2 separate regions of the Homo sapiens genome follow, and region 1 is linked to region 2. A link is an interaction called in ENCODE POLR2A ChIA-PET data of the cell type or tissue named here. Cell type or tissue: MCF 10A. All regions are shown on one strand. Each heading gives the region's core, and the rest is flanking DNA. Links, peaks and the distances in the headings are about the cores only.

The links. Peaks named below come from ENCODE experiments on the same cell type or tissue, not always from the same donor. Only the 100,000 strongest peaks of a DNase experiment are listed, where the experiment ranks them.
Region 1: POLR2A ChIA-PET joins it to region 2 with 5 read pairs; 2 of 35 experiments call an interaction of 5 or more read pairs at or near these places.

Annotation. Positions count from the first base shown.
Region 1 is chr3:105,392,237-105,408,640 of GRCh38, forward strand. The region is part of intron 1 of ALCAM (activated leukocyte cell adhesion molecule); the gene reads left to right. Among named protein-coding and RNA genes, the nearest start is that of ALCAM, 34 kb to the left of the region's middle. RefSeq lists an enhancer at 9,783-10,982. In MCF 10A, for the core only: no CTCF peak of the experiment used is centred there; a DNase peak (open chromatin) is centred at 10,475.
Region 2 is chr3:105,525,115-105,540,399 of GRCh38, forward strand. It overlaps ALCAM (activated leukocyte cell adhesion molecule), which reads left to right. Exons shown (of 16, transcript NM_001627.4): 4 at 6,888-6,952; 5 at 8,489-8,576; 6 at 9,549-9,731; 7 at 14,861-14,988. Among named protein-coding and RNA genes, the nearest start is that of ALCAM, 170 kb to the left of the region's middle. In MCF 10A, for the core only: no CTCF peak of the experiment used is centred there; a DNase peak (open chromatin) is centred at 3,047.

The sequences.
Region 1 (16,404 bases), core at 7,416-12,415, 130 kb before region 2:
CTCAATTTCAGAACTTACTATTGGTCTATTCAGGGATTCCACTTCTTCCTGGTTTAGTCTTGGGGTGGTGTATGTATCCAAGAATTTTTCCTTTTCTTCTAGATTTTCTAGTTTATTTGCATAACGGTGTTTATTGTATTCTCTGATCGTTGTTTGTATTTCTGTGGGTTCAGTGGTGATATCTCCTTTATCATTTTTTATTATGTCTGTTTGATTGTTCTCTCTTTTTTTCTTTATTAGTCTAGCTAGCAGGCTATTTTATTATTATAATTATTATTTAAAAAAAATAGCTCGTAGATTCATTGATTTTTTTGAAGGGTTTTTTTATGCCTCTATCTCCTTTAATTCTGCTCTGATCTTGTTTATTTCTTGCCTTCTGCTAGTTTCTGGGTTTGTTTGCTTTGGGTTCTCCAATTCTTTCAGTTGTGATGTTAGGTTTATGATTTGAGATCTTTCTAACTTTTTGATTTGGGCATTTAGTGCTATAAATTTACCTCTTAACACTGCTTTAGCTGTGTCCCAGAGATTCTGGTACACTGTCTCTTTGTTCTCATTGGTTTCAAAGATCATCTTGATTTGTGCCTTAATTTCATTATTTACCCAGGAGTCATTCAGGAGCAGGTTGTTCAATTTCCATGTAGTTGTGTGATTTTGAGTGAGTTTCTTGATCTTGAGTTCTAGTTTGATTGTAGTGCAAAATTATTGTAACAACAGTATTACTACCAAAATTGTAGACAAGATACATCTTCTCACATAGTAATTTATTTATTATGAATTGAGAAATTAGGAATTTTGGTTATAGTTCCTATGAAACTTTAGGATAACAGTTGTGCTCATTTTTATGTGTTGCTTGTTTCTTTTCCCCGTTAGGCTTGCGAATTTTTTTCTTATTTGTTACAATAAACCTACAAACATATTGAAATTAAAATGATCTTTCATTTTTATTGCCATTCTTATATTAGTCTATGTTTAAGTTAAATCACATTTAAGATGAAGTTGCATAGTTTGCTTCTTGATTGATGTTTTGAAGTGATTTGCAAATGTAACAATGTAAGCCTAGAGGATATCTACTAAAAAAAAAATCACCCAAACATACAGTTAACAGAAGTGCAAATATTCTTCAGTAGAAATAAATTTATACATGTTATGGCGAGCAAGTATGAGAAGAAAACATACCATAAGAGGAATTTAAATTTTGTATCAATAATTTTTTGACACTCAAGATTGTTGAACCACACTTAATACAATGGATTATTTTAAAAGCTGTGGCATAGTATTTCTGGAGAAGTATTTCCTAAATTCTTGTGATCCAGATAATTAGACCACAACCAAATTAATTTTATAATGGCATATACTTATACTCACTCTTAGAATTCACAATAGAAATGAGCTTTGCTAACTCCTGGTATAAAGAAATTGTTTACATTGTTTAACCTTATGTCTGACTTGAGACATTTGGAAAACCAGCATTTGGAAAGCAGTGTTTTGAAGTAAAATATACTACATGAATGAAATACAGTGTCTAGATTTAGGACTATTTGATGTCTGGTACCTTCTATAACCATAATTCTTCATTATAAGTCAAAATACAACAGAAGAACAAAACAAATAAATACAAAAAGCCCTATTATTTATTTCCATGAAGATACATGTAAGTTTTCCACATGATTTGGAATTTATATTATCTAAATTTTTATTTTAAGCTCACTCAAATATAGATAATTGCAAATTTGGAAAAGCAGTCAGTAATATCAAAATACTGTTATTTTGTGCCTGTGTATTTTTACAAAATATTTCGAGTCCATTCTTTCAAGAGGTTCACATCAGTATTCAAGTACTATGGTACTTTCACTAGTAGCCAAGTACTATAGTACTTTGACTAAGTATGGTAACAGCCTGTAAGCCTCCTAAAGCTGAAAAGATTAAAATTTTATTCTTAGACAATTGAATCCACTAATACAAAATAATTTAAAGTAATCGGTTAATTTTGTTTACTTCGCATTTTACTTTGCTATGTGTTTCCCTGACATATGACTCACTACCTATGTATGTCTGTGTCTGAGAAGGACATACATAGCTACGCGGAAGGGACATGCGAGGGATGAGGGAAGCATAGGCATGTTGAGGTACTTATCTCCTGCAGAGCAAACACGTCATGATCTGGAAATGACTGCATTTCCTCCCACGTGCCTAGGCTTTTCTGAATCCCTGGTTCTCTTTTCAACAGGCCCATAGAAATGTCTCTGCTTCTTTGTTGTTATTTACATTTACCAAAACTGCAGGGATTTCCTTAGATGCCTTCCAGCTAGTCTGGCTTTATAAATCAGACCTATGTCCCAAAGGAATTTTAACAAGTTTTCACTATTTTTGGGAAAACACAGGACATGTAATATATTCCATAAACTACTCCTGAAAATATTTTTTTAATTTCAGAGTTAAATTGTGTTTAGTACTACACAACTCCAATTTTCTCCTGCAATCTATAGATTTATTGACATCTGCAAAATTGTTTAGGCAGAAAGGTGGTTTCTTTTTCCATTTTAATATTAACTGCAGCCATAAAACAAGCATGGCAAACCAATGACTATATTTTGGGAAATTTTTTAGATAATTCAGTAGCTTACACAAATTGCCTTTGTTTTTTCTGAGCCTATTATAGCAGACCTGTAAGGTTTGGTTGTATATATTCATTTTTTCTACTAATGTGGAAAGTAGTTGTAGTTTTATAATTGGTGAAATAAAATGCAAGCAAGGTAATAATGACTGTATTTCACGGAGTAATTTCTAACTTTATAACTGTAAGCACAGTAAATAAAGCATGTACCTCATGCCATAAACTTATTCTCAAAGTTTATCTTAAGTTAATCAACATGTATGATTTGACTTTTCATCAAATGACCGCCCTGCCAACTTATTAACAAAGGATTTCTGGTATTAAAATTTTTTGGCAGTTATTTTGGGCCTTTCAAGATCTTTCCATTAAAATATATATTTAGTGACCACAATGGAATATGTTTTTACTCTTCAGGTTGTACAATCTTCAATGCAACTTTTTCAGGAGGATGTTTCATACAGTGTCACTGTAATCCTATAAAGTATAATATGAAGATTCAAGAGTTTTTTGTCCTTGGAGAGTACACAGAAATAGAGAAATTCACAGCAACAAATGAGCTCTTATTTCTTATATCCAGAGATGTTTTCTTACTAAATTGTTATGTATGTATACTCATGTGACATATTTTTTCTATTTGATGTCAAGTGATTCTTTTACATCAGCTCTCCATTTTAGATTATTCCCATGAAAATATGCTTTTCTTTTACTATTAAGTTAAAAGCAATTAATTCAATATGACTTATGACACCATGTTATTTAGGATATCTTATTGCAATGACAGGAATCAACAGGATCTAGCTTAAGCAAATATGGGGGATATATAACGAGGGAACAAGAAGTCTCTGTAACAGAGCTATAGTAAGATATGCATCTCTATAATGAAGCTAGGACTTAGATCTCAAGAACGAATTTAAATTAAGGGCATGAAGGCTATCAGTTCTGTCTGTCTCAATTCCTCAGCTCTTCTTTCTTTTCATTTGCCTTCTCTCTTTCTGAAGACTATCCCATTTTGATTCTAAGGCCATATGGCAGCCCATGTCTCCTGGATTGAGTTCTCCTCCATTTAATAAACATAGTTTGCCTAGTTCTGAATTCACAGGGCAAGGTTTCTGATTGGCTTAGCTTGGGTCAGGTGTCCATTTAGGACCAGTCAACTAACATTGGAGGAGGGGAATTTGATAGGTTTCTGTGCAATTTCAAGAAGCCTTGGGATGTGCTAATAAAGTAGACTGGGCAAGCACAATAATAACTGCCTACTATAGCATTTTTTGCTTAATTAAATTAATATTTATTAGACACTCATCATAAGCAAGTTATAACCGTGGTGCTGAATAAATGAGTAAAATACTGTATCTATATTCAACAATTCAAGGATGTGGCTGCTGTGCAAATCATTGGAGTACAGTGAAGACAGAGAATGGAGCTTAGTGATGATCATAAGGAGAGAAATAGGAGGTTTAGGAGCTAGGAGGTATGATCTTCCTGAGAATCTTTGAAATAGAAGAGACCTGAATATCTGTGGGAGCCAAAAGGAAAGAAGGATCAGACTCAAAGGGCAAAACTGAACTTGGAAAAGCACAGGGATTGATTGGGCAATGTCTCAAATCTGGAGAAAGAGACAAAACTGAGAAACGGGACAAGATTACTAGAAACTTACTGGACTTCTTCCTAAAAGGTAGAAACAAAGGATGAACAAAAGCATTAGTACAAATTGAGTTTTTAAGTAGAATTAATTTCTAGTAGATTTAATGAAGTTTTGGACATTCTTCAGCAATATCTACTATCTAACAGTAAAAATATTGTGGAACCATAGCTTCCCTACTGCCCAGTCCTCTGTCTGTCCTTGATGTTCATGGTGTCAGCGATTATTGGGATGGTTAACTCTGCAAGTAGTATTTAGGAAAAAGTGATTGCCCTCTTAAAGGTTACCATACCTTTCCAAAGACCATAGCCTCTGGATTCATTTCTTAGCAGTTTTATAGTTCCTTTGTTAAATGTTAGCATGTGAGATAGTAATTTTTCATAAAAAGCATATGTATACTTTTAGGTGGCATGAAAGTGTTAACTATCTGTGGACTTTTATCCAATTTCAGCTTATGGTGACAGGTTTCCTATTGTAGATGAATTGAATTAATTTTTCAAAATAACCTTTTTTTGCGAGGCTATATCAATTGGTGTGCTACAGTTAAAATGTATTACTTTGCCTATTTCCCATTTTCTACTAAAGTTTATAATTCACACAAAGAAATACAATAAAGTGTGTCTCCTGAAATTGTGCTTTGTGAAATGATGAGGCCATTACTCTGCCTTTTGAGATTAATAAATTTTTCTCTTGGCATTTGTTCCCTTATCTAACTGGCAATGTGAGTTTAAGCTTTACAGATAAATATTATACTATTGTTTTAAGTTTTGATTTTTGTTTATTCCTTATAAACATTACTTTTGAAAAATAAAGTGTATCTTCTGCAAGTTGTACACATGTATATATGAAGTAAACTTAGTCAAAGTGCTTGAGTTGCTTTGTAATTCAAAATTATGTAAGTACATTATGTTATGTTGAATAACAAAAAGTGATAACTCTAAGTTTAAATGGGTGACTAAATTTAAAAAATAATTTATACCAAGTATAGAGATAATAGATTTAAACATATCAATTTAAACTTATAGCTATCACTTCTTGTTATTTAACATAACATAATATATTCATGAATAGGTAGTAGATTCCATTTTTCATGATCAAGCTTTCCTCAAATAACCCTCCCTCCAATTTTCAATAACAACGAAACACAACAAATTAACCACTCATCCAGAAATTCTAAACTATTTACGTATAATGATTGTCACATACCTTTTTAAAGAACACTTTGTTTTCCAAATATAATTTGACTAAATGCAAATAAGAACTGAACCAATAAAATGAAGCTTTTAAAAAAATTGAACTTCTGTTTGATAAATGGAATTATTTATTTGACAACACTAAAAATATGTAAAATAATGCTTTAGAATATCATTTTAAATCCACTTTTTAATAAAAGCTTTCTTAACTAATTAATTCAACAAATATTTGTTGAGTGACTACCATGGGTTAGCTACTGTGTTAAGTTGGATGCTAGGGATGCAGTGATAAAGAAAACATGGTCCTATGAAGCTTTTGTTTTGGTGGAATGGTGGTTCTTAAACTTGCACGTGCCTCTCAATCACCTGGAGAGTTTGTTAAAACATAGGTTGTTGGGCTTGACATCTACAGTTTCAGATTCAGTATTTCTGAAGTGGGGTTCCAAATTTGCATTTCTAACAAGGTCCCATATGTTGCTGATGTTGCCAGTCCTGGGACCACACTTTGAGAACAGCTGTCCTAGAGGAGGCAGTGCTGTCTATATACCAAAACTTCAATTAGCCTATGCTGTGCTGACCCATGCATGCCCACTGCAGCTCCCCCTCTTTCATTTTTTTTCAGAAGAAAAAATGCTTTCTGTAAATACAATCTGGTATGTGGATAGTGCACAAATTATATAGTTGCTTCTTAAATTACTGAGAAATTTACGAGGTCAAGTAAATATAATTTTCAGAGATAATGCTACCTTATTTAGCCTAGTGAAAATGTATCATCAGTATTATGGCCTGATTTTCAATTTAATCATCACTTTATTTTAACATAAAGCTTTTCTTTCTGATCTTTTGGTAGCCATCCAGTTTTCCATAGTCTTTTAAATGTGATGGCCAGTGGTTCATTTATTGCAATAATTAAGATGGATAGCAGCATGCCAGCTGGAATGACTACACTTGTGTTTATTGTATAAATTATTTCCTTAGTATAAAAGCCTCTTTTATGGCTTTTGCTTTGGTCATATCTTTTGTACCCTAAACCATTAACCATAGCATGTTTAGGAGAGCCATTTATAAAGAAGCTGGTAATATTTACCAATTTCTAATCACCATTAATTCATGTCTACATTTTTCTTAGCACTGGAGATTGCTTGTTGCTTTGTTCCTTCTGCCAAGAGCAAGAAAAAAAAAGTGTTCTAACCCTTCTAGGACTCATAAGCTTTTTTTTTTCCTTTTCTTCCTTTTCTTTGATTTTTTTTTACTACATTCACACTTCTTTTATTTTGTTCTACTCTCATCTCTTTTCCTTGTGAATCTTAAGTTACTTTGGTTAGTTTACTCAAAATACATAGAAATGCAGCCCCTAATGTGAATTTCTTATAAGGCATATTTGAAATTCCTTTAAAACACAGACTGCAACTGATTTTTGTCATTTTTTTAAAATGCTACTTGAGTTTGGTGGTCTTTTGCATTTCAAAAATAATTGCATTTCAGTTTTAACAGAAATTATTCAGATATAGTTCAGACACTGATCATTTCTGTATGCATCATCGTACCCAGCAAATTTCAGTAAATATTTGCTGACCTATTTTTTTTCTTTACACTTTAGTTTCAAGGAAATTGCATGCCTGTTACCTTTCTAAAAGCTAGTGCAGTGATTGTTGGTATATTTACAATACTCATCTTTCCTTTTAAACTTTGTAAGTTTGAAAGTATAAATCAAAATGTCATATTACATCAGAATATAAATTTTATTATTACCCATATATCAAATAACTAGTTAAAGCAATTCAGAGTAGTTAAGAGGGAATATTTAGTGGCAATAAATGTATATTGTTGCATATAAATACACATATTAGGCCTAGATTTATTGTCTACAATTCTTTTAATTTCTTATCAGATTTCAGTATGAAAAAAAGTGAATGAAATAAGCAAAAGACTATATCCAGTTACTGTAACTAATGCTAATTTCATAATCTCTTAATGGTTTAATGTTATATCCTGATGGTTTTATGTTTTTTGACCAATCTTTCAGGCTATCCTTTTCTGACCACTCAAACCATGAAAACCTGCCCTCCCTGGAAAATCCAAGAGCCAGTCAGTTCCCACAAAGACAACAAGAGCCACTCTGTTTGGAAAACTTTGGCTCTTTTTCAGCAGTCACCATTGGCCTTAGAATACAGAGCATTCTTACCCACTGGCTAAGATTAACTTGGTTAGCAGACAGCCTACATCCCTTCGTATAAAAACTGTTCTTAAAAAGTAGCAAACATTGTCCTAAATTTCCTTACCCCATCCCTGACTATCATCACCTACTTTCTGTCACTGACTTGTTAATACCTTTATTGTTATATACAGATTTTATAAGTTGTCCCTACCTGTTTTTAAATAATTGAGGTTATAAGCATAATAGTTGGAAGGGTTAACTACGTTGTCCTGTTAAGGCTGATAAAAGGGCATAGATGCTTTTAAACATACACAGGAAGAATGAGAAAAGCAGATAGCCCTTGTTTGGGTCATTAAGAAGATGATAAAGTATTTTTCTTATAGCATGTTTGTGGGTAAAGTATTTGAAAGCTTCTAATCTGCCATTGATAAAACAGATACTTTACTATTAGGTTTTGAAAAATGCCTTAAAAAAATCTGCTGCAAACATCATTTAATATGTCATTTAACTTATAAATAATAAGCAGAAACCTAATATCTTCATTTTTGCAGGTATGAAATATTGTAAAAGAAATGTAAAATAAATTTTAATTTTATTCATTGATACTGTGAAGGAGAACTTTAATAGACTGAGCATAATGTATCATTTGCATTTATATAATGATTTTACCACTGTCATTTTAGAATACTATAAATTTAGAAGAGTAATACAGTAATAATAAGAATTTTTAACATTTTTTAGTCTCAGGTTCAGAGATGAGTAAAAGACCCTCAGGACATACGTAAAGAGAAGAACTCTTTCTAGACAGAAGTGAAGAAATACTAAACACTCAAGTGTAAGATTCCCTGAAGATGGAATGATGGTAGTTGTGTTGGAAGTGGTGGTGGGATTTGTTGGTTGAGGGAAGAGAAGAGAAACTAATCTATTGTTCAGAGATGGGGTTAAGTAGACCAGGGATTAGATTTCTACTCAGTTACCAGCTAGTCATTTGCCGTTGAGAAAGTTACATCAGTCTTTGGATACTTTAATTCCCATCTGTAAAATGGGGAAGGTAATACCTGTTTTATAAAGTTAGTGGCATAATTAAATTTTAAAAATGTGTATTAAAGCATTTTGTACACAAAGTAGGCACTCAAGAATCGAACTATTACTAAAGACTCTTACTATTAAAGAAAAGCAAAACTGTATTATAAAGGAAAAGCAAACAAACTCTGGACAATCAGAATTATACCAGAAGTGTATTTTCCATGGAAGTTGAACCTAGATTAGTGCATAACAAGGAACTGCTACAGGCATTGATCGTTTCTTAGAAATTGGCTACTGATTCCACAAGGAACACCCACACCTTAGTAGCTGATGATCCCCTTTTGTGTGGAATAGAAATAAATGTAAGTAGACAATAAATAAAAACTGAAATTATGTACTGTCTCTGTAATTTACGTCTAGTATTTGAAAGATCACCACTGAATCTTACGAATTTTGCTGACTCCTATACACAACTACTTGGGAAGTTTCCTTAGGGGCTGAGACACAGGAGCAGCACAGTAGAGGAGCAGTACAAAATGTTCAGGAGAAGATAATAGTCAGATAGCATTGTCACAAGAAATACGCTGTATTTTCCACTAAGCTCATGGTTGCTCTCAGTGCGGTTGTTTATTCATTCATTCATCCAGTAAATTTTTATCAAGTGTTTATATGTTATCAGCATGGAACTACCAACACCTGAAAATACAATAATCACTAAGATAGATAGAGTCCTTGCCTTTGTAGAACTTGTAGTATGTCTAAAATTTGTTTTAAATCATTCTGACTCTTTTAGAAAGACTTCTTCATATTAAGTTGAAGAAGTTGAGTAAAGTTGCCACCCCCATAGTATAGCCCTTTTAATGACCCCGTCTTTCTCATTATTAAGGAATGTCCATGTGACTTAGGTGTTCTGAAGCAAAGTAAACTCCTCTAGACTAGTGGTTTTCAACCCTGACTGCACTTAGGATCATCTTGGAAGTTTTGAAAATATGAATAATTGAGTCTAACCACAGACAATGAAATAAGAATTTCTAGACTTGGGGCTCAGGCATTAGTATTGTTTAAAAGCTTTAGAAGTGATTCTAATGTGTAGCCATGATTGCAAACGACTGCTTGAAAAAAACAGAGAAGAAAAATAGCAACTTGGGGTAGTGAATGATGACAAACAGGAAGCAAAGTGAGTGATAGAAATAACAATCATGAAGCTTTACCAAACATCCCCATCATAGATGTCAAGATAAGGCTTATACAGAAAGTAAATAAAACAGCTTACTCTTAGATAATATAGTGATTTCATTTATACTCAATGGAAATATTCCATCAAGAAATGTGCCAAATCTAGATACTTTGTCATATTATTAGAAATGTCGATATTGCAACTAGAAGATGTTGGATAGGAGGCAGGACTAGCTTGTGGCTCCCACTCAGACAGACAGAGCAGTGTGTGGAGATTCATTGTGAACCATTGCTCCAAGAACTACAGCAGGAACATACCAGGAAAGCAGAGAGAATCCACAGACCCTTTGAAGGAACTGTATCACTGCTGCAGGCTCCATGAGATGCTGAAAAACTGTGAGTCAGCTTGCTTTCTCAATGGGGAGTCTCGTGGTTTGGGGCAAATTCTCAGCCCTGGTCACCTGCTGCATAGAAATAGACTCGGTGCTGTTGGTGGGGCATGGTGGGAGTGAGACCGGCCTTTAGGTGTGCAGGCTGCATGGGAGCGGGGTGTGGCCCGTGACTGCTGGCTTTCTCCCACTTCCTTGGAGACCTGTATGACTCAGCAGAGGCAGCCATAATCCCCCTTGGAATGTAACTCCATTGGAGTTATAACTGCACCCCCATCCCCCATGGCAGCCACAGCAAGCTCTGCCCAGGAGAGGCTGAGTTCAGACACGTCTATCCCTGCCCCTACCTAGTGGTCATCCTCTGCCTGCCCAGGTAGCCAAAGACAAAGATCATAATCTCCTGGGAGCCCTATAGCCCTGCCCACCGTCTGAGAAACCTGAATACTTAACCAGGTGTCCCTAGGGCAAGTTTGCATCTTCTCTATAGGATTGCAGCTGATGCGCTTTTTTTTTTTTTTTTTTTTTTTCTTAAATGGAGTTTTGCTCTTGTTGCCCAGGCTGGAGTGCAATTGTGCAATCTCAGCTCATTGCAACCTCTTCTTCCTGGGTTCAAGTGATACTCCTGCCTCAGCCTCCCAAGTAGCTGGGATTGCAGATGCCCGCCACCACGCCCAGCCAATTTTTGTATTTTCAGTAGAGACGGGGTTTCCCCATGTTGGCCAGGCTGGTCTCGAATTCCTGACCTTAGGTGATCCACCCACCTCAGCCTCCCACAGTGCCGGGATTACAGGTGTGAACCGCCACACCCAGCTCTGATGTGCTCTTGAAAGCATCACCTTCTGGCTGGAGGCCAACAAACACAAAATCAGTGCACTAAATAAAAACACAACCAGGGACCCTTATGGTGTCCACTTCACTCCCCTGATACCTTCACCGGAGCAGGCTGCGAGACCTGAAAACGGATCACATCACAAGACTCATTGCAGACACTCCCCAGTACCAGCCTAAGCTGGTAGCTCCACTGGGTTGCCAGACCTAGAAGAGCAAAAACAATCATGACGGTTTGGCTCTCAGGAAGCCCCACTCCTAGGAGAAGGGGGAGAACACCACATCAAGGGAGCACCCTGTGGGACAAAAGAATCTGAACAACAGCCCTTGAATCCCAGATCTGCCATCTGACATAGTCTACACCAACGAAAAGGAATCAGAAAAACAATTCTGGTAATACGACAAAAGAGGTTTCTTCAACACCCCAAAAAGATCATATCAGCTCACCAGCAATGGATCCAAACCAAGACAAAATTCTCTGAATTGCCAGAAAAAGAATTTAGAAGGTTGATTATTAAGCTAATCCAGGAGCCACCAGAGAAAAGTGAAGTCCAACTTAATGAAATAAAAAACATGATACAGGATATGAAAGGAAAATTCTTCAGTGAAATAGATAGCATAAATAAAAAACAATCACAACTTCTAGAAATCAAGGACACACTTAGAGAAATGCAAAATGTACTAGAAAGTATCAGCAATAGAATTGAACAAGCAGAAGACGGAACTTCAGAGCTCAAAGACAAGTCTTTTGAATTAACCCAATCTGTCAAAAACAAAGAAAAAGAATGGAAAAAAAATGAACAAAGCCTCGAAGAAGTTTGGGACTATGTTCAACATCCAAACCTAAGAATAATTGGTGATCCTGAGGAAGAAGAGAAATCTAAAAGTATTGAAAACATATTTGAGGGAATAATTAAGGAAAACTTCCCTGGAATTGCTAGAGATCTAGACATCCAAAGATGAGAAGCTCAAAGAACACCTGGGAAATTCGTTGCAAAAAGATCATTGACTAGGCATGTAGTCATCGTTATCTAGTCAAGACAAAAGAAAGAATCTTAAGAGCTGTGAGGCAAAAGCATCAGGTAACCTACAAAGGAAAACCTATCAGATTAACAGCACATTTCTCAGCAGAAACCCTACAAGGTAGAAGGGATTGGGGTCCTATTTTTAGCCTCCTAAACAAAACAATTATCAGCCAAGAATTTTGTATCCAGTGAAACTAAGCTTCATAAATGAAGGAAAGATACAGTTGTTTCCAGACAAACAAATGCTAAGAGAATTTGCCACTACCAAGCCAGCACTACAAAAACTGCTAAAAGGAGCTCTAAATCCTGAAACAAATCCTCAATATACACAAAATAGAACCTCCCTAAAGCATAAATCTCACAGGACCTATATAACAATAACACAATGAAAAAAAAAACAAGGTATTTAGGAAAAAAAATAGCACGATGAATAGAATGGTACCTCATATCTCAATACTAACATTGAATGTAAATGACCTAAATGCTCCACTTAAAAGATGCAGAATGACAGAATGGATAAGAAGTCACCAACCAAGTTTCTGCTATCTTCAGGAGACTCACCTAACACATAATGATTCACATAAACTTATGATAAAGGTGTGGAAAAAGATATTCCGCAAATGGACGCTAAAAGCAAGCAGGATTAGCTGTTCTTATGTCAGACGAAACAAACTTTAAAGCAACAGCAGTTAAAAAAGACAAAGAGGGGGCCCAGTGGGGTGGCTCATACCTGTAATCCCAACACTTTGGGAGACCGAGGCAGGCAGACCACTTGAGGTCGGGAATTCGAGACCAGCCTGACCAACATGGAGAAACCTTGTCTCTACTAAAAATACAAAATTAGCTGGGCGTGGTGGCACATGCCTGTAATCCCAGCTACTTGGCAGGCTAAGGCAGGAGAATCGCTTGAACCTGGGAGGTGGAGGTTGCAGTGAACCAAGATCATACTATTGCACTCCAGCCTGGACAACAAGAGCAAAACTTCGTCTCAAAAAAAAAAAAAAAAAAAAAAAAAAAGACAAAGAGGGACATTATATAATGATAAAAGGACTAGACCAACAGGAAAATACCCCAATTCTAAATACATATGCACCTAAGAGTTCTCAAATTTATAAAACAATTACTACCAGACCTAAGAAATGAGATCGATGACAACACAATAATAGTGACGGACTTTAATACTCCACTGACAGCACCAGACAGGTCATCAAGACAGAACGTCAACAAAGACACAATGGACTTAAACTATACTTTATAACAAATGGACTTAACAGATATTTACAGAACATTCTACCCAACAACTGCAGAATATACATTCTATTCATCAGCACATGGAACATTCTCCAAGACAGATGATATAATAGGCCACAAAACAAGTCTCAGTAAATTTAAGAAAACCAAAATTATATCATGTACTCTCTCAGACCACAGTGGAGTAAAATTGGAAATCAATTCCAAAGGGAACCCTCAAAGCCATGCAAATACATGGAAATTAAATAACTTGCTCCTCCATGATCATTGCATCAACAATAAAATCAAGATGGAAATTTAAAAATTCATTTAATTGAATGATAATAGTGACACTGTTCCCGGACCAAACTGAGGGTTGGGCTGTTATTTCTCACAGCCCCATAATGAGATGCAGATAAACTGGGGAGGAAGAGAGTTTTTATTTCTGTAACCGGTTACAGGGAGAAGACCTGGAAATTATCACTAGACCAATTCAAAATTATAAAGTTTTCCAGAGCTTATATACTTTCTAGGCTATATGTCTATGTGTAAGTGTGCATTCGCCTAAAGACACAGTGATCAACTTCTTTTAATCTGTAACTAAGGTCTGAGTCCTGAAGACCTTGCTCTGGAGCCTCAGTAAATGTCTTACTTAATCTACATGGGTCCAGATACTGGGGTAATTACCCTTATCTTGTCTCCTGCTAAATCATGGAGGTTTGAGGAGTTCTTCAGACCCCCAATAAACTTGTTTGTGGAGGTCTGGGAAGTTTCTTTAGACCCACAATAAAACTTTAGTCCTAAATGGGTCCTATTAAGAATTCCTTCGTTATTTTGTCATGCTTTAAGGCCCAGGAAAGGCCTAGGCAAAACTCCTGATGGGCTTTTTGTTACATCCCAGCCATTGTATAAGGGCACTGGCTTTTAATATTTAACTTAACCACTCAGTCAATACTGAAACAGCTGTTAGTGAGAGCTGACCTACCACAACACAACCTATCAAAACCTCCGGGAAACAGCAAAAGTGGTGCTAAGAGGAAAGTTCATAGCATTAAATGCCTACATTGGAAAGTTTGAAAAAGCACAAATAGACAATCTAAAGTCACACCTTATGGAACTGGAGGAACAAAAACAATCCAAATTCAAACTCAGCCGAAGAAAAGAAATAACTAAGATCAGAACACAACTAAATGAAATTTAAACGACAACAACAACAAAAAACAATAAAAAGATAAATGAAAAAAAAAAACTGGTTCTTTGAAAAGGTAAATAAAACTGATAGATCATTAGCAAGATTAACCAAGAAAAGGAGACAGAAAATCCAAATAAGCTCAATTACAAATGAAACGGGAGATATTGCAACTGACACCACAGAAATACAAAAGGTCATTCAAGACGACTATGAACACCTTTACGCACATAAACTAGAAAATGTAGAGGAGACGAATAAATTCCTGGAAACATACAACCCTCCTATATTAAACCAGGAAGATACAGAATCTCTGAACAGACCAATAACAAGCAACAAGACTGAAATGGTAATAAAAAGAAAATGCCAACAAAAAAAAGTCCAGGACCAGATGGATTCACAGCTGAATTCTATTAGACATTCAAAGAATTGGCACCAATCCTAATGACACTATTCCAAAAGATAGAGAAAGAGGGAATCCTCCCTAAATCCTTCTGTGAAGTCACTATCACCCTAATACCAAAACCAGAGAAGGACATAACAACAACAGCAACAACAACAAAAAAAAAACAACAGATCAGTATCCCTAATGAACATAGATGCAAAAATCCTAAACAAAATGCTAGCAAACCAATTCCAACAGCATATCAAAAAGATAGTCCACCAAGATTAAGTGGGTTTCATACCAGGGATGCAGGGATTGTTTAACATACATAAGTCAATAGATGCGATACACCACATAAACAGAATTAACAACAAAAATCACATGATCATCTCAATAGATGCAGAAAAGGCATTTGACAAAATTCAGTATCCCTTTATTATTAAAGCCCTCAGCAAAATTGGCAGAGAAGGGATATACCTTAAGGTAATGAAAGCCATCTATGACAAACCCACAGCCAACATCATACTGAATGGGAAAAGTTGAAAGCATTCCCCCAGATAACTGGAACAAGATAAGGATGCCCACTTTCACCACTTCTTTTCAACACAATACTGGAAGTCCTATTCAGAGCAATCAGATAAGAGAAAGAAATAAAGGGCATCCGAAGAGGAAGTCAAACTGTCACTGTGTGCTGATGATATGGTTATATATCTAGAAAATCCTAAAGACTTATTAAGATCCTAGAACTGGTAAATGAATTCAGCAAAGTTTCAGGACACAAAATTAATGTACACAAATCAGTAGCTCTGCTATATACTAACAGTGACTAGGCTGAGAATCAAATCAAGAACTCAACCTGATTTACAATAGCTGCAAAAAATAAAATAAAATGCTTAAGAATATACCTAACTAAGGACGTGAAAGACCTTACAAAGAAAACTACAAAACACTGCTGAAAGAAATAATACATGACACAAACAAATGAAAACACACCCCATGCTCATGGTTGGGTAGAAACAATATGGTGAAAATGACCATACTGCCAAAAGCAATTTACAAATTCAATGCAATTCCCATCAAAAATACCACCATTATTCTTCACAGAACTAGAAAAAAAAAACTTAAAAGTCATATGAAACAAAAAAAGAGCCCACATAGCCAAAGCAAAAAGAACAAATCTGGAGGCATCACATTACCCTACTTCAAACTGTACTATAAGGCCATAGTCACCAAAACAGCATGATACGGGTATAAAAATAGGCACATAGAACAATGGAACAGAATAGAAAACCCAGAAATAAACCCAAATATTTACATCCAACTGATCTTTGACAGAGCAAACAAAAACATAAGGTGGGGAAAGGACACCCTATTCAACAAATGGTGCTGGGATAATTGGCAAGCCACATGTGGAAGAATGAAACTGGATTCTCCTCTTACCTTATACAAAAATCAACTCAAGATGGATCAAAGACTTAAATCTAAGACCTGAATCTATACAGATTCTACAAGGTAACATAAGAAAAACCTCTCTAGACATTGAGTTAGG
Region 2 (15,285 bases), core at 155-5,154:
ATTTCAAAAAGTATTCACTTGCTTTAGAAAATTGTCCTAAAATTAAAAAAACTCACTATACCCTGAATGCTTATGTGGGATACACCAAGGGGAGAAAGTAGAGTAGTGATGGAAGAAGAGAAAATTGTAGAAGAAACTTGGAATAATTATAGTCACTATGACAAAATTACTTTGCCTAATGATAGCATATAGTTAATGTTACTGTGCAAATAACTGTGCAAATGAATGACTTGAGAAGTTATAATTAAAGTATTTCATCTTTTAAAACTCAAATAAAAAGTCCCGCCTCTATTACTTCACAATATTTTAGACACTACAGGGAACGAAACAGGTCTCAAAAGTTTCAGAATGCCAGTCTTTCAGTCTTTTTTAATTAGGGAAGAAGGTTTCACTTTACAACTTTTTCCCCTCTGCTTTCTGATAACTTGACAGCGCTTAGAAATTATTAAAATAAATAGGGAAGAAGGAAACCCAGAGGGCCTTCCAACTACAGCAAGTAACTATGGATTTTTCCTGTTTCTCTTGTAATAGCCTATGCAACTAAGTAGGTCTGTCCCTCAAGTATTTATACGGACTTCAAAGCTCCTATGGGCTCATGATGCAGATTCAAAGCATGCTTATACTATCAAAGGAAACCTTTGTTCCCTAGAAGAACCTTGTAAGAGCATATTACATGTTTCAGTTGATTACCTTTCAGCTTAGAAGGCACTTTCCAGAAACCATCCACACTTCTCGATCGTTGTATGAATCAAACCAAGTGCAAACCAAGTGTTTGCAGTCATGCCTGTTTCCATAAAACATCCCAAATAGTCTGCATCCTGCATTTGCCAGTGGCCCATGTATTTTTTTCTTTTCTTCTATTTCACTTTCATGTTATTAGAAAGATGAATAGTGCACTGCTCAGGACACTTTTCTAAAGCGAGTAATCAAAAAGTTTTTTGGTGATAGTTATAATGTCATAATATAACCAGACATCAAAAATGGACCACAGTAGCTACAGAGGTTAAGTCACAGCACTCTAATGGTTATATGTATTAATTTGTCATTGTCAGGTTTCATTTTTAAGGTGTTAAAATTTTCCTACACTGAGATGGTAATATACAAGGGAGTTGAGAAAATTCAGTTTGTTTCATTTGGAAGAATTATTTGTGACAGTTTTCAAAACATTTTGTAAAAAAAAAAAAAAAACATTAAGCTATTCCTCATATGCAAGAAATCATACCTGTAAATCAGGCCAAATCTGATTTTTTCAGAAATCTGAAAAAAATTCAGCTGGCCTAATTCAATAAAATTTATCAGCTGATTTGGAATACAGGGAATTTCTATTATTGTGAAAACAAACTCACACCCCACCTACCGCCAACACCCCCCTACTCCCTTCTCTTTTTGATGTTGTTGAAAACAAAGTGATTCTCAGAAACAGAATTTGCATTCCAGGCTGTGGGCCAGGGAGAATTTACATAGACAAGTTACACACTCTTGAAAATGGTGTTTTATGCTAGAAATCGTGAGACCCTCCAAATCCAGTAAAATGAACAGCAAAGCTTATGATAAAGACAATGTTTACAAAAAACATATAGGGGCTTTGGTTTGTTTTTTTGTTTTGTTTTGTTTTCAATGAATTTACTTTGGGTCACTTTCTGTGAAGCAAAAAGCAGCTGTGACAGGGAGACTTTCATTCTCTGCATGTGTATATTGCAGTCACTTAAGAGTTACTAAGCCCATCAATCAGTCCTCTGTTTCCCTCTGTTGAATCACTTAGCAACGTGCACCGTGTACCATAGAATCAAGTGTGGTTAATGGGAGCCAGTCTCAGATCAGGCTGCTGCTGATTGCCATCCTCATGAGCTAAGTCAAATTGTTTTTATTCTAACTACAGCCCCTGGCAAATGACCTTGCTATCTTTAATGCAGGTTTGCTTGTTTAATTTTAAGCTATTCCTCATATGCAAGAAATCATACCTATGAATCAGCCCAAATCCAAATAAGTGGCATTCTTAGTCACCACTAATCAGCTTTTTTCTTTTAGTTGAATGGCATCAAAATCAAACTGTGTTTTTATTTAGTGCACATTTGAGGTTAATAAAACCATTCAGAAGCAAGTGTCAGCCTTTAAAGGTGCCCAAAGATTCGTTCTAGTGATTGTGAAAAAGGTCTAGAAGTCAAATGGGTACCCAGAGAGCCAGAAGGCTGTTGGTGAGATGGAGCAGTCACTGAGCGGGTCACCAGGAGAACTTACTTTATGAGATCTGCTGCTAATTTCTGACTTTGGGCAAGTCACCTCACCAGTCTGGGGCTAAGATTCACTCCTCATCAGTAAAATGAATACTTTGGATGAGACGGGAGGTTTTCCCATTCTGATGCTAGGATCTTGTTCATGAGTTAATGAAGACAGTTGAGGAAGGTAAGGAGCTATTTCTACTTGATTAGTGAGGCTTCAGTCTATTTCAACATTTCAAAGTTTTTCATGATAATTTGTTCATGAAAAAAAAAAGAAAACAGAGGAGTTGCTCCAGCTCTAAAAAAAATTTGAAAACCACACCCTGTGCTAATTGCAAGTCTAGTCTACTCTGGTGCTGCTCTGTGGTATTGCAGACATAGAGTCTGCTCTGTGGTACATATGGACCAGGTCTTATGATGATGATAGGCCATGTTTAGTGGCTTCACACAGAGGTACTTCAGAGCTTTTATTTGGATTCCTCCCACTTGGATACTGTTCTGACTGCTTTATCAAAATTAAGTGTCTTTGCTTTCACCCTCCTCCTAAAAGTCATTCAACCTAAAAGTAAAATTTTGGGGGGCATTGAGGGGGGAGGAAGCAGAAAATGTTCTGTTTAACAATGAGATCTACACCAGATATTTCATTTTGATTATTTAAATATAAAAGATACCTTTTGCTCACAGTAGTTGGCTTAAAGTACTTCATGATTTATGAGGGGTGATTGCTGACAAAGTACTGGGAGGAGCCGTTTTGAGTCAACACGACCATTTGCATCTGCCTTCACTTGCTCTCCTCTCTTATTAAATTGAGCTATCCTATGTGTGGGTTTTTATAGTAATACTAGAACACTGTGAGTCATACAGAGCAGTTGTGCCGTCTTCACTACATTCTCACCTTGCTGTGAGCTGGCTACATGCCAAAAAATATACATTTTAGTAGGTTGCTGATTTTTAGATTCTTTGAAGGCTAATGTTCATAGCTCTTACTAGCAATAGTCTGGGTATTAGAACAAAAGGAGCTGTCTATTTCAGTATATTTCTTTCTGACCACTCCCCAGCCCCTTACCACAATTTCTTCTCCAGCTATAAAATCTCCTGTATAACTGCAGATGATATAAAACAAAAAGAAAAGTAGAGGGAAAAGTAAGGGCACTATTTATGAAATGTTTTAATTGACACTAAATATTACATGTAGCTTAACTTTTCACTATATATGATCAGCCCTTAATGGGTATTAGTGAAAGCCCTACAATTTACTTGGTTGAAAGCCACTATCCATAGCAAGCTAACACAGGAACAGAAACCAAATACTGCATGTTCTCACTTATAAGTGGGAGCTAAATGATGAGAACACATGGGCACATAGAGGAGAACAACACACACTGGGGCCTTTCAGAGGGAGGAGGGTAGGAAGAGGGAGAGAATCAGGAAAAATAACTAATAGGTACTAGGCTTAATGCCTAGGTGATGAAATAATCTGTACAAAAACCCCCATGACATAACTTTACCTATGTAACAAACCTGCATTTGTACCCCTGAGCTTAAAACAAAAGTATTACAAACCGAAACCATTTGAGTCTTAGCATTATATATCATTGTTCAAGATACTGGCACATACTACATGTTGCCATGAATATCAGCTGCCCCTGTCTCCAACACACACATGCGTGCACACGCACACACACACACACCTTGTAAAATACTATCAGATTTAGAATAAACACTGTAAGATATTTTTAATCTCCCTATTCTATAATTTTAAGCTACCATAGTGTGGCCCTATTATAATATAGCTTCTAACTACTTAAGATAGCCAGGTCAGCAAAAAAAGAAAATAAACAAAGGCATGATTTTTCCATTTGATAAATATTCAGTTGAATGATTTAGAGAAACTTAGCCAAGAAGACTCAGAAGCAAAATTTGGCTTAAATCATTGCCCTTGACTAAATTACTTTAATGATGCAAGTAAATTTGTAGCATTGCTTTTCCCTTCAATTCTATACTTGGTTATGAATCTTTGAATCATGTTAAGATATAATTCACATAGACTATTTTTTAACACTTTGGAATCAATATGCAATTTTGCTAAAATAGTGCATGTCCTCTTTTATGGTCCTCCAACTAATACTCATCAATTGTCACAACCTAATATAAAAGAAAATTACATTCAAGATACATAGTTAATATAGAGGACTCAAAACAAACCTTTAAGGAGAAAATAACTCAGGAAAATGAAATAAGTATTACCATTACATTCACAATACTCACTGTGACCCTCTTTTCCAAATAGAAAGACGAATCATAATGTAAACAGGATTAAGCTTTAAACATCCTTTCATCAGGTTTCCTTAGGTTTGCTACAGTTTCATTTCATTGAAAAAATAAGGAATTTTATAAAGCATTTATGGCAACAAAACACACATGACCATGAGTAAAGGACCAAACACTGAAATACAAAGTGTTTATGATTATGGGTGCATTGATAAAACATTACAGGGTTTACAAAGCAAAGTAAAGTTATACATTTTCTATTAGAGAAAGAGTATGTGCACAACAGTCTGGATATTTTACTTTGGTGAACTGGAAAGTAGTGAAACTTGGCAAAGCGACCCACCAAATCTGTCTATTTAGAACCTAAATTTATGGGGAGAATTGTCAAATATCATCACATATTCCAGGCATAGTACTCTTGAAGGAGAAACTAAGAATGTTTTGACCTTTTTTTTCTGTTCATTTTGACTCTTCATTGGCCACGTAAATTAACTGCATGTATTACATCTATTGAGCTCTCAGAGAGGGTGTCACTAAATAACTGATTTCAGTTTCCAGAAAACTTTGACTTACTTACACCCCAAGAATTTTCTTTTTGTTTAAATATTTCAGATGCATTCTTCTCTCAAATGTATTAGATATTTGCCTTTTTAAAACGTGGATTCCAAATAAGATTCAGTGTTTCATCAATAAATCAGAGTTCCAATTATGAACATTAATAACATTCTATTAAAATAGTGATAATGTCAAGGTTTACTCTTACGTGAAAGGCTTTAACCCCCACACAATATGTTTCCCAGAAACTGGTGTCTATTTTGAGAAGCTTTTTTTTCTTGGTCAACTTTTTATCATTTTATGGTCACTATCCTACCAATCAGGTAGTCAAGTGTCACTTCTAGTTTGTGTTAATGTTAATTTTCTCTGTTGTGTCTTCCTATTTTTCTATATTTATTTTTTCTATTGTTCTATCTTGCTTATGTTTTGTTCCCAATCAGTGTCTTTGGAAACTAGAAATCATCATTGTGAAAATTGTATTTGTGGAATTATATTTCTAGAATTAATAGTTAAGTAGGCCCTCTTATAATTAAAGAGCATGAGTTCAACACATGGGAGGATTTATTGTTTTTGTTCATTATTCTAATATCTCATGTAAAGCATATTTATGAGGGGAAATTAACTCTAGATATTAACCTAAAGAAGGTTACATTTGTTTCTCATATAATCTAAAGATATCCATTTTGCTACCGCAGAGACATTTTGTCATTTTCCCTGTTTTCTATAATGATCTAGGGAGGTAACATGTCTAATAACTGAATTCCAAATTGAGTAATAATTATACAAAAGCCAATTTAGTTTAGTTTGGTAATCAAAATTAAAAGTATTAGGTGGTAAACAATAAGACTATAAAAGAAAAAGTAGCTGATTGTTTAAATACATTTGCTTATAAGAAAATAGAATAATTTTGGTCCATGAGACTCACAAACATCAGTGACAATGAGGCAATATACTTTTTGTGTAAACTAATTGTTGGAGCTATTTAAAAAGCGCAAAATCCATCATTGATAGAAAATAGCAGCTAAGAATAAAATAACTTAAAATCAGTTTAAATAATAAATTGTTGCTGCAACTTTTAATCAATTGCTCCTGAAGTCTTTATTAAAATTTATGTTTCTTAGAACTACCTATATTTAAAATGTTTTTGTCCATCATCTCAGGTTCCACATTTGAAAGATTTTCTCACATTTACACTTTCATATTGTGACTTGGCTTAAGAGGTAAAGTTAGAGATATTTCAGAAATTTGGGTTTATAAATTCCTTAACTTGCTTTCTATTTCCCATGATTTTAGAACAGTGTTTCTCAAACTTTATGGTGACTGAGAATCCCCTAGAAACTTGTTTAAAATGTAGAGTTATGGGATTTTTTTTTTTCAGGAATTCTGATTCAGTAGGCCAAATAGGGCTCAGAAATCTGAATTTTAAACAAGTATCTTTGTGATTCTGGTTCATGTAAATTAATGTCTTCAGTTAATGAGCTGGAAGTTACTGATAAGTAAGAAGTGCTCATGGTAATCAATTAGAGACAATATATCCTATATAGGACATTAGCCCCTGTTTCACTATCAAATCCATATTCACTATTTATAAAGCATTCAGAAAGCATTATTTATATTTTATTCAAAGGAATTACAAGCACTGAAAATAATATTTAAGATAATAAATATTTGAAGGGGTAGACCTATAGATTCCCCAAATCCAGATTGTATAACGAAATCTATTTTTATTCTGTTGCTTATTCTTCTGTATTGAGTAAATGAATTGTTTTTGCTGTGAATCAAATCACAGAAGTCCCGTTTTTCTTACATATGTACTTAAAATCTTTCTCTGCTTAACTTTAGAGCAACCATCTAAACCTGAAATTGTAAGCAAAGCACTGTTTCTCGAAACAGAGCAGCTAAAAAAGGTAAGAATTGTTTTTGATTAATACCTTTATTTAGCCAGTGTTGTAAGTGCCTTCTTCTGACCTTACATTCCAAGACAAGTAAGAAAGGCTTTGCTCTTGTGGAGATGACAGTGTTGCAGCTACCAATCAGAAATTATCTACAAGGCACAGAGGGTACAACATGCTCACAGTCTCAGGTAACCATGAGGACATCAAGGAAGGTGGGGTCATTTCTGAAAAGAGGAGTCTTTCTCATTTGAATTAATGGATTGTTTAATAGAAGGATGAAGCCAGTTAGCATGATTCATGCCTGTAAGCCCAACAGTTTGGGAGGTTAAGGTGGGAGGATCACTTGAGCCCAGGAATGTACAGCATGGCAAGACCTTGTTTATAAAAAATATTTAAAAGTTAGCTGGGCATAGCGGTACATGCCTGTGGTCCCAGCTGCTTGGTAGGCTGATGCTTGGTAAGGAGGACTGCTTGAGCCTAGGAGGTCAAAGCTGCAGTGAGCCATGTTTGCACCATTGCATTCCATTGTGGACGACAGAGCCAGACCCTGTGTAGAAAAAATATATAGAGAGAATGATGAAAGATGAATAGATTTTCACCAAGCCAAAGGTAGAAATGGCTTTCCAACAATATGAAATAATAGGATGTGAAAGAGAACGGTGTGTTTGGGAAACAGCAAATTTTGGCATTGATGAAACTGGGTGCCAAGACAGAAAACAAGAAAGGATAGAAAGAGATGAATCTGGAGAGGCAAAGAAAAGTTGGATCATGACAAATCTTACATACTAAATAGGGAGTTTGGACTTTATTCTGTTGGCAAATTATGCTACTGAAAGATTGAAGTAAAGAGGTGAGATCAGATTCGAACAACACATTAGCAGATATGTGAAGGGAAGCTGTATTAAAGTGGGGGACAAAGTTGGAGTTCCATATTGAATAATAATGTAACTAAAATACCAAAGTTTTCCTTTGTTGGGAGATGGAAACCCAAGTCCTACATTCTTTGTGTCATATTAAATTTTACTGCATAAAATTATTTGATGAATACCAAATATTAAAGTTAAAATACATTTAAAGAAAGTGAGGGGAATTATAGAGCATGATAATGTATATCCTCTTGAAATATATGTAGTATGAAACTGGAGACACAGCCCCATTTTAACACCAAATTATTCTTCCGTATGAAGATCTATGATTCATGGTAATAGTCAGTGTTAATAGAGTAATGTTATTTGGTTAATGTTAAAAATGAATAGTGTCAAAATGAATTTGGCAATGCTTTCAAATGAATGTGATTTTATAATAGTGACACCATCTATTGCACATTTAAAAATCGTCAAAAGTATATTTTCAAATAAATTGTTAAAAAGGTCTTAAAAAGACATTGTTTTTATACCAGAGAGCATGTATTCAGTCTTTGGTCAGTGTTGGAAAATAAACGGGTCAAGAAACCCTTGGAATAACTCTGCATTGCCTGAGTTTCTGGAGTTTCCAAATTGACAGCCCCTGATTGAACCAAGGTAATAACATTGCCTTTTTATTTTGCAGTTGGGTGACTGCATTTCAGAAGACAGTTATCCAGATGGCAATATCACATGGTACAGGAATGGAAAAGTGCTACATCCCCTTGAAGGAGGTGGGTGTGAGGGCAGGAGGACAGGGAGTACATTCAGAGGACCTGTTCTGACTTTCTTTGTTCTAGGTATTCTTTAAACCAGTGGTCTCCAACCTTTTTGGCACCAGGAACTGGTTTCATGGAAGACAATTTTTCTTTGGATCAGGGTGGGGGGATGGTTTCAGGGTGATTCACAGGCATTAGGTTTATTGTGTACTTTATTTCTATTATTATTACATAGTGATATATAACAAAATAATTATGCAACTCACCATAATGTAGAATCAGTGAGAGCCCAGAGCTTGTTTTTCTGGAACTAGACAGTCCCATCTAGGGGTGATGGGACACAGTGACAGATCATCAGGCATCAGATTCTCATAACAAGTATGCAACCTAGATCCCTCATATGTGCAGTTCACAGCAGGATTTGCATTCCTGTAAGAACGTAATTCCACAACTGATCTGACAGGAGAAGGAGCTCAGTCAGTAATGTGAGCCATGGGGAGTGGCTGTAAATACAAAAGAAGCTTCTTGTGGTTGCCCACCGCTCACCTCCTGCTGTTTGCACCCATACCAGTCCTGGAGGTTGGAGACCCCCGCTTTAAACTATTCAGGATCTAAATATGTTGCCCTCTTTTGAGCTATGACTCTTATGCTCTGTTACTTTAAGTATGTACTAAATTAATACATGATTTTTTAAACATCATTTTCAGCCCTTGTACAGAAGAATCAAGAGCAGAGGAAATAATTTCTGTATATGGCATGATCTAGAAGTTAATTAAGTGAGTGGGAAAAGGGATTCCAGGATTCTATTTCTGTGTCTCTGATTCACGGTTTTGAAACGACATCTAACCTCACTACATGTCAATTTTCTCTCCTGCTGAATACAGTTAGAAGGAAAAAAAACACTTCTCAAAGGTGTGGTGCTGTTTCGTTAAGGATTGTGATTGTCAGATGAAAGACCCTATCATCAGTGTTCTTTATTTTCTTCAGCGGTGGTCATAATTTTTAAAAAGGAAATGGACCCAGTGACTCAGCTCTATACCATGACTTCCACCCTGGAGTACAAGACAACCAAGGCTGACATACAAATGCCATTCACCTGCTCGGTGACATATTATGGACCATCTGGCCAGAAAACAATTCATTCTGAACAGGCAGTATTTGATATTTACTGTAAGTAATTCAATATATAATTATGCTATTTAATGTATTAGAAATAATATTCAAATGCTATTAATCTTTGAGGTCCCAATCCAATTACTCTTTGAATTCTGCTTCCAGTCTGCACCCCAAATTGATGGCACCCAAATAATCTCTTCCTCTTTAGGAGACCATAGCATGAATAAACATTTATCCATCCTATAATATCTTTCACTCTCTACATTTTATCTATGAGTGTCTCTTCTGAATTCCACTACACACTAAGTTCTTTAAAGATAAGATCTATAACTTATTTTCTGGATGAATGACAGACAAATATAGACTTTAACTGGCTTTCTAAATAAGAGATTACCATTTTAATGAAGAAATTTATTTTAATAATAAGATCAATTGCATAAGTTTGATAGGATGTTGTATTACAAGACATTTTACTTAACTAAATTGTGTATTTGAAACAGAGTATTTGTCTACAAAGGAATCTTCATGGTCATCTGTTCTAACTTCATTATTTTAGTTAGTAAAGTGAGGCACAGAGTCTTGCCCTAAATTAGCTGTAGATATTAGAATAGAATCTTTTTCTCCATTGCTGTGCTTTCCTTGTAAGACAGGTGCCAAGATAATCTAATGATTAGAAGCAAAAATTCTGGAATTCTAGTCCCAGCATTATCAATTACCATTTCTTGAAAAGTAGCTTAATTACTCTACATCTCAGTTTTCTTACTTTAAAATGGGAAAAATATAATACCTAACTGATAGTGTTGTTATAGAGAGTAAGTGAAATCACAAATCAAAAATAGCATGCTACATCACACATTAAATTGTCATTATTAAGTACTTTATTATTATTATTATATGGTCATTATCACAATATAAACATAGAGCTGAAGATATTTGGGGGGAAAATGCAATAAAGGATTTTCTTCTTATTATTAATTTATCTAAAATTTTTGTGATACTGGCATGTGTTCTACAGTAACCTAGCACTTCTACATCTATTTTAGAGAAAAGCCAGGAATGCCTGCTGAGCCTTTCGAAAGAATCACCTCACCTACATTTCTTTTTTTGGTTCCCTAGGGCACAATATCTTATATGAGAACAAAAGTGAAATTCTTCCAAAGTTGCCCTAATATTAAAAGGTAGTTTTGCCTTAAACTTGGGAAATAAGTTTCAACTTGATTTAAACCCAAGAAATTAATATTTCATTATGTATAGCTTATCTAAAATCAAACTTTTTTAGGTGAAGGCAGAATTCTTTCTTTCTTTTTTTTTTTTTTGTGTGAGACATAGTCTCACTCTGTTGCCCAGGCCAGAGTGCAGTGGCGTAATCTCAGCTTACTGCAACCTCCACCTCTTGAATTCAAGTGCTTCTCCTGCCTCAGCCTCCCAAGTAGCTGGGATTAGAAGCGCATGCCACCACACCCTGCTGATTTTTGTATTTTTAGTAGAGGTGGGGTTCCACCATGTTGGTCAGGTTGGTCTCGAACTCCTGACCTCAGGTGATCTGCCCACCTCAGCCTCCCAAAGTACTGGGATTACAGGTGTGAGCCACCAAGCCCGGCCCAGAATTCTTTCTGTTAGAAATATTCAATTGGAAATAAACCATATTAGTGTAAGTGTAGGTGTACAACACAGGAGAGAACATCAAGATAAGTAATAAGAATTGGGAAATTGGCTTCAGAAAGAATAGAAATATCTGTGAGTATGAGGCATGCAGAGTTGGGTAGACGGAGAAGTTCTTGAATGGATACGAAGAAAATGATTTTATCATGCTGGCTGTGTAAGGTGCACTTGTCATGGCTTTTAAGAAGCCACAGTGGGCTTCATGGTGAAAACACGAAGCACAAAGAAGCAGTTTAAGACAGTCCTCACATTCAAGGAGTGTACTACTCCAGTAGAGAAACAAGACACCTACATCAGAAGGAAATTGCCAATGCAAGGTTGTAAGGGTAAAAGTCTTAGGAACTCAGTATTAAGAGTCTTGAGGGCTCAGGTGCCCAAGGACAGTGGTTCTCAAACTGTAGTGTAAATCAGAAGAACATGAAGGACTTGTTAGAGCACAGATTACTGCACCCTGGCCTTGAGTTTCTGATTTAGTGGGTATAGGACGGTGATTGACACTCTGCATTTGTAACAAATTCCCTGATGGTGCTAATGCTGCTGATCTGAGGACTACGAGTGGAGAACCACTGCTCTAGGAAGACTTCAGAGAACAGAAGAAGAGTGCTAAATGGAAAGGAGAGACGAGTCCATTTCAAGAAAAAAAAATTGGCCAATTCATCTTGAGAAAGCTTGAGAAAAATGCACCAGTCCACTCCTTTCTTACCCTATTCAATCAGTAACGAGGTTTTAGAGAATCTAGCTCTTTAATCTTTGTTTTGATCTGATTTCTGCCTTCTGACACTGCCTACGTTTATGCCACCATTCCTCATTGCCTCTATTCCTGCGATGGATTTCAAAGTAGTATTTTTCCAATGAATTGCAAAATAGTATTTCTCTTGTCTGCCCACCATTCTCTGTTCACCCCCAAATAAACTGCCCTCCAAACTGCTGCCAGAAATATTTTTCTAAAACACAAATGTGACAAAAACTTCTCAGTGACTCCCCAGAGCTCTCAGATTAATATCCTTCCCCCTCCCCCAATTGCAGTATGCCTTGAGTTCGTTTTAGCCATGGTCCTACAGTATGTCTCAACCCTCATCACTGCCTGTATCCACTGTGGTCTGTTCTACTTTCCAGATTCCTTCTGTAGAGTAATACTTACATGCCTATGCATATGCTGTCATTTTCCCACCTTTATCATTTAGCAAATACCCATTTATGTGTCAAAACCCAGCTCCAGGGTCAGTTCCTCCAGGAAGCTTCCTAGTCTCATGTAATGATGGCTACCAGGATCCCTATGCTTGTGTCATATGCAGGTTTTATGTGGTCATACTCTTAATTATTAAGTTTGGTGTCTTTACAAATAGAGGAAAAGTTCATTGAGGCAGGGTTTTCAACTTCCTAATTCCAGCACTTAAGGCTTGCACAATATAGATGCCAAACAAATGAATAAATGAAGAAGGACTGTAGGATAAATAAATACATGAAAAGAAAATTTCAGCAGACAGTTTTGGTTATTTTGTAGGGGTTTATGTAGCAGAGTAAGAGAGAAGACTCTCACTTGAGCTGGGTTCAAGCCAAATTGTGGATACCAGGCTAAGGAATTTTTATTTTTAATCTTCATATGTTGGGAATGTGTAACAGATTTTGAGTATCATTGTAATATTCAAAGCGCTACTTCAGAAAACAGATTCAGAGGAAATATATATGAAAGGATCAAAAGGAAGGAGACTCAAGGTGAGGAACCAAGTGAAATTTGATGGCATTGCTTCAAGTTTAGGTTAATTAGGACATGGACTAGGGAAGTGTTAGTGAGAATAGAAGGGGAGAATCAGACCCAAAATATATTGTAAAGTATTAATCATCAAGACATGGTGACTGAATGGATAAGAGAGGGCAAAGGAGAAAGCCAGGGCAATGGGCAAAATGATGATTTACTAGTGGGCAGAGTAAAATTCAAAGTCAGGGGCAAACGCAGAGCAAGGGATCCTTAACTTTGAGGTAAACACGTTAGTGGACATGCAGAGAGTTACTGTCAAAACGCAAATGTGTTACATTAACCCTTTGATGACTCTCTAATACAAAGCGGAGCCTATTGAAAAGGGAACACAGAGAAGGGGAGTTTTAAAATAGAGAAGGAAGTCAGAGATTGCCATCCCTGGCTGTTCTGTTGTGTCAACCTTGATCAGAGATGTGCCACAGTGACATGCCACAGGCCAAACATGAGCACTAGTCAGAGAAGGGCCAAGTAAGAAAAGCAAGAGAGGCCCGGAAACGGAAGGTCAGCAGGGCACCAAAACCAGATTTTATTTACTTTTCAACCTCACCGGAAACTGCTGGTTAGGAAACTACTTCAGGCAAATCCAGAAAAACAAATAAGAAATGTATTAAATCAATCACCGTTTAACCTCAGAATGTACTGGACAAGTATTCAGAGATGCCCAAGCATAGAGAAAAGGCAAAGAAACAATCTATAACAAACTTCTAAGTTTTTTTATCTGCACTTTATCTATAGAAAGGTAAATAAATGACCGCAAGAGATAGAACAAAGCCTCCAAAAGTATAACTTACTCATTTCACTTGTTAGCTAATAAAAAAAATAGGTTTTCATAGATAATTTTTAGTGCCACCAGTTTGGAAATATATACACATGCCTCAATAATTATTAAGTCTTGTGGAAAACATTCTATAAAACATACCTTTGCATTATATGATTTCAAAATTTATTATTCATTGTATTATCCAGCAACATAACAAATGGATAGGTTAGTGGATCATTTCTAACTGCCAGCACCACTTCATTTTATTTCCTGTTTGCTAGATATGGTTCACTGTATCCAGCATTTAATTTCATTAGCATTCTACTATTGAGTGCTGAAGCATACCCTTTAGCCCTATTTTCTCCATAAATTGACCAAAATGGAATGAAAGTTGCATCTTGGCTCCAATGAACAGGACAAAATTACAATACACTTACAGTCCTGTTGATTGTGTCAAGGTTCTCCCTCAGTTCATAGGATTCATCTTTTTTTAAGCAGATCTTCTCTCCTGCATGCCGAAATCCTCGCTGGTGTTGTTTAGCTCATGTCTCCTCTTTTTATTTCATATGAAGTATTATCATGCAATATGAGTACAGTGGCATCTAATAGCTTTAGCTATTTGCTAGCTGATTTTTGTCCTTCCAAACTATAAGATTCATATAATATATAATTAAATTTCCCTATCATAAAGCCATGCAGTTTGATTGTTCCTATGGTCTTTTATACATAAAATAATTACCACCATTCCTACCTCAGTTAAAGACATTTTGCTAAGAAGAAATTGATTTTTATGTAACAGGGTTTCTTTGTAGTTGGCCCTAAGATTAGTACTTGTATAGCAAGTAGCTATTAGCTTCAATCCTTCTATAAAAAGGTATATTTAAGCAATTACCATTACTAGCTTCTTGAGAAAATTATGTATAATTTAGTCATTTACATTGTATGCACAGAGTAATTCGGTACTTGACAAAAATGGTTAACTTGTGTCTGTAACTCTTACAGATCCTACAGAGCAGGTGACAATACAAGTGCTGCCACCAAAAAATGCCATCAAAGAAGGGGATAACATCACTCTTAAATGCTTAGGGAATGGCAACCCTCCCCCAGAGGAATTTTTGTTTTACTTACCAGTAAGTGCTTAAGTATTACTTCAGTTGGATGACTATCATTTTTCCTGTTGTTTGACTTCTACATGGATAGATTAAGTGAGAAAAAATGTTATTGCTGGAGACAAGAGACGCCACCTATAAAATGTCACGTGGAAGCTTTTTCTGCACCTGCCACTGTTCTTGCCTTTTTTCTCAATGCTGAGAGATTTCAAGGACAAAGAGAAAAAAAAAGCCAACCACAGGAAACCATAATTGCAAAAACTTAAAGTTTAATTATCCAAATAAACTTTAAGAATCTGCTCCTCAGAAGCAGATAAC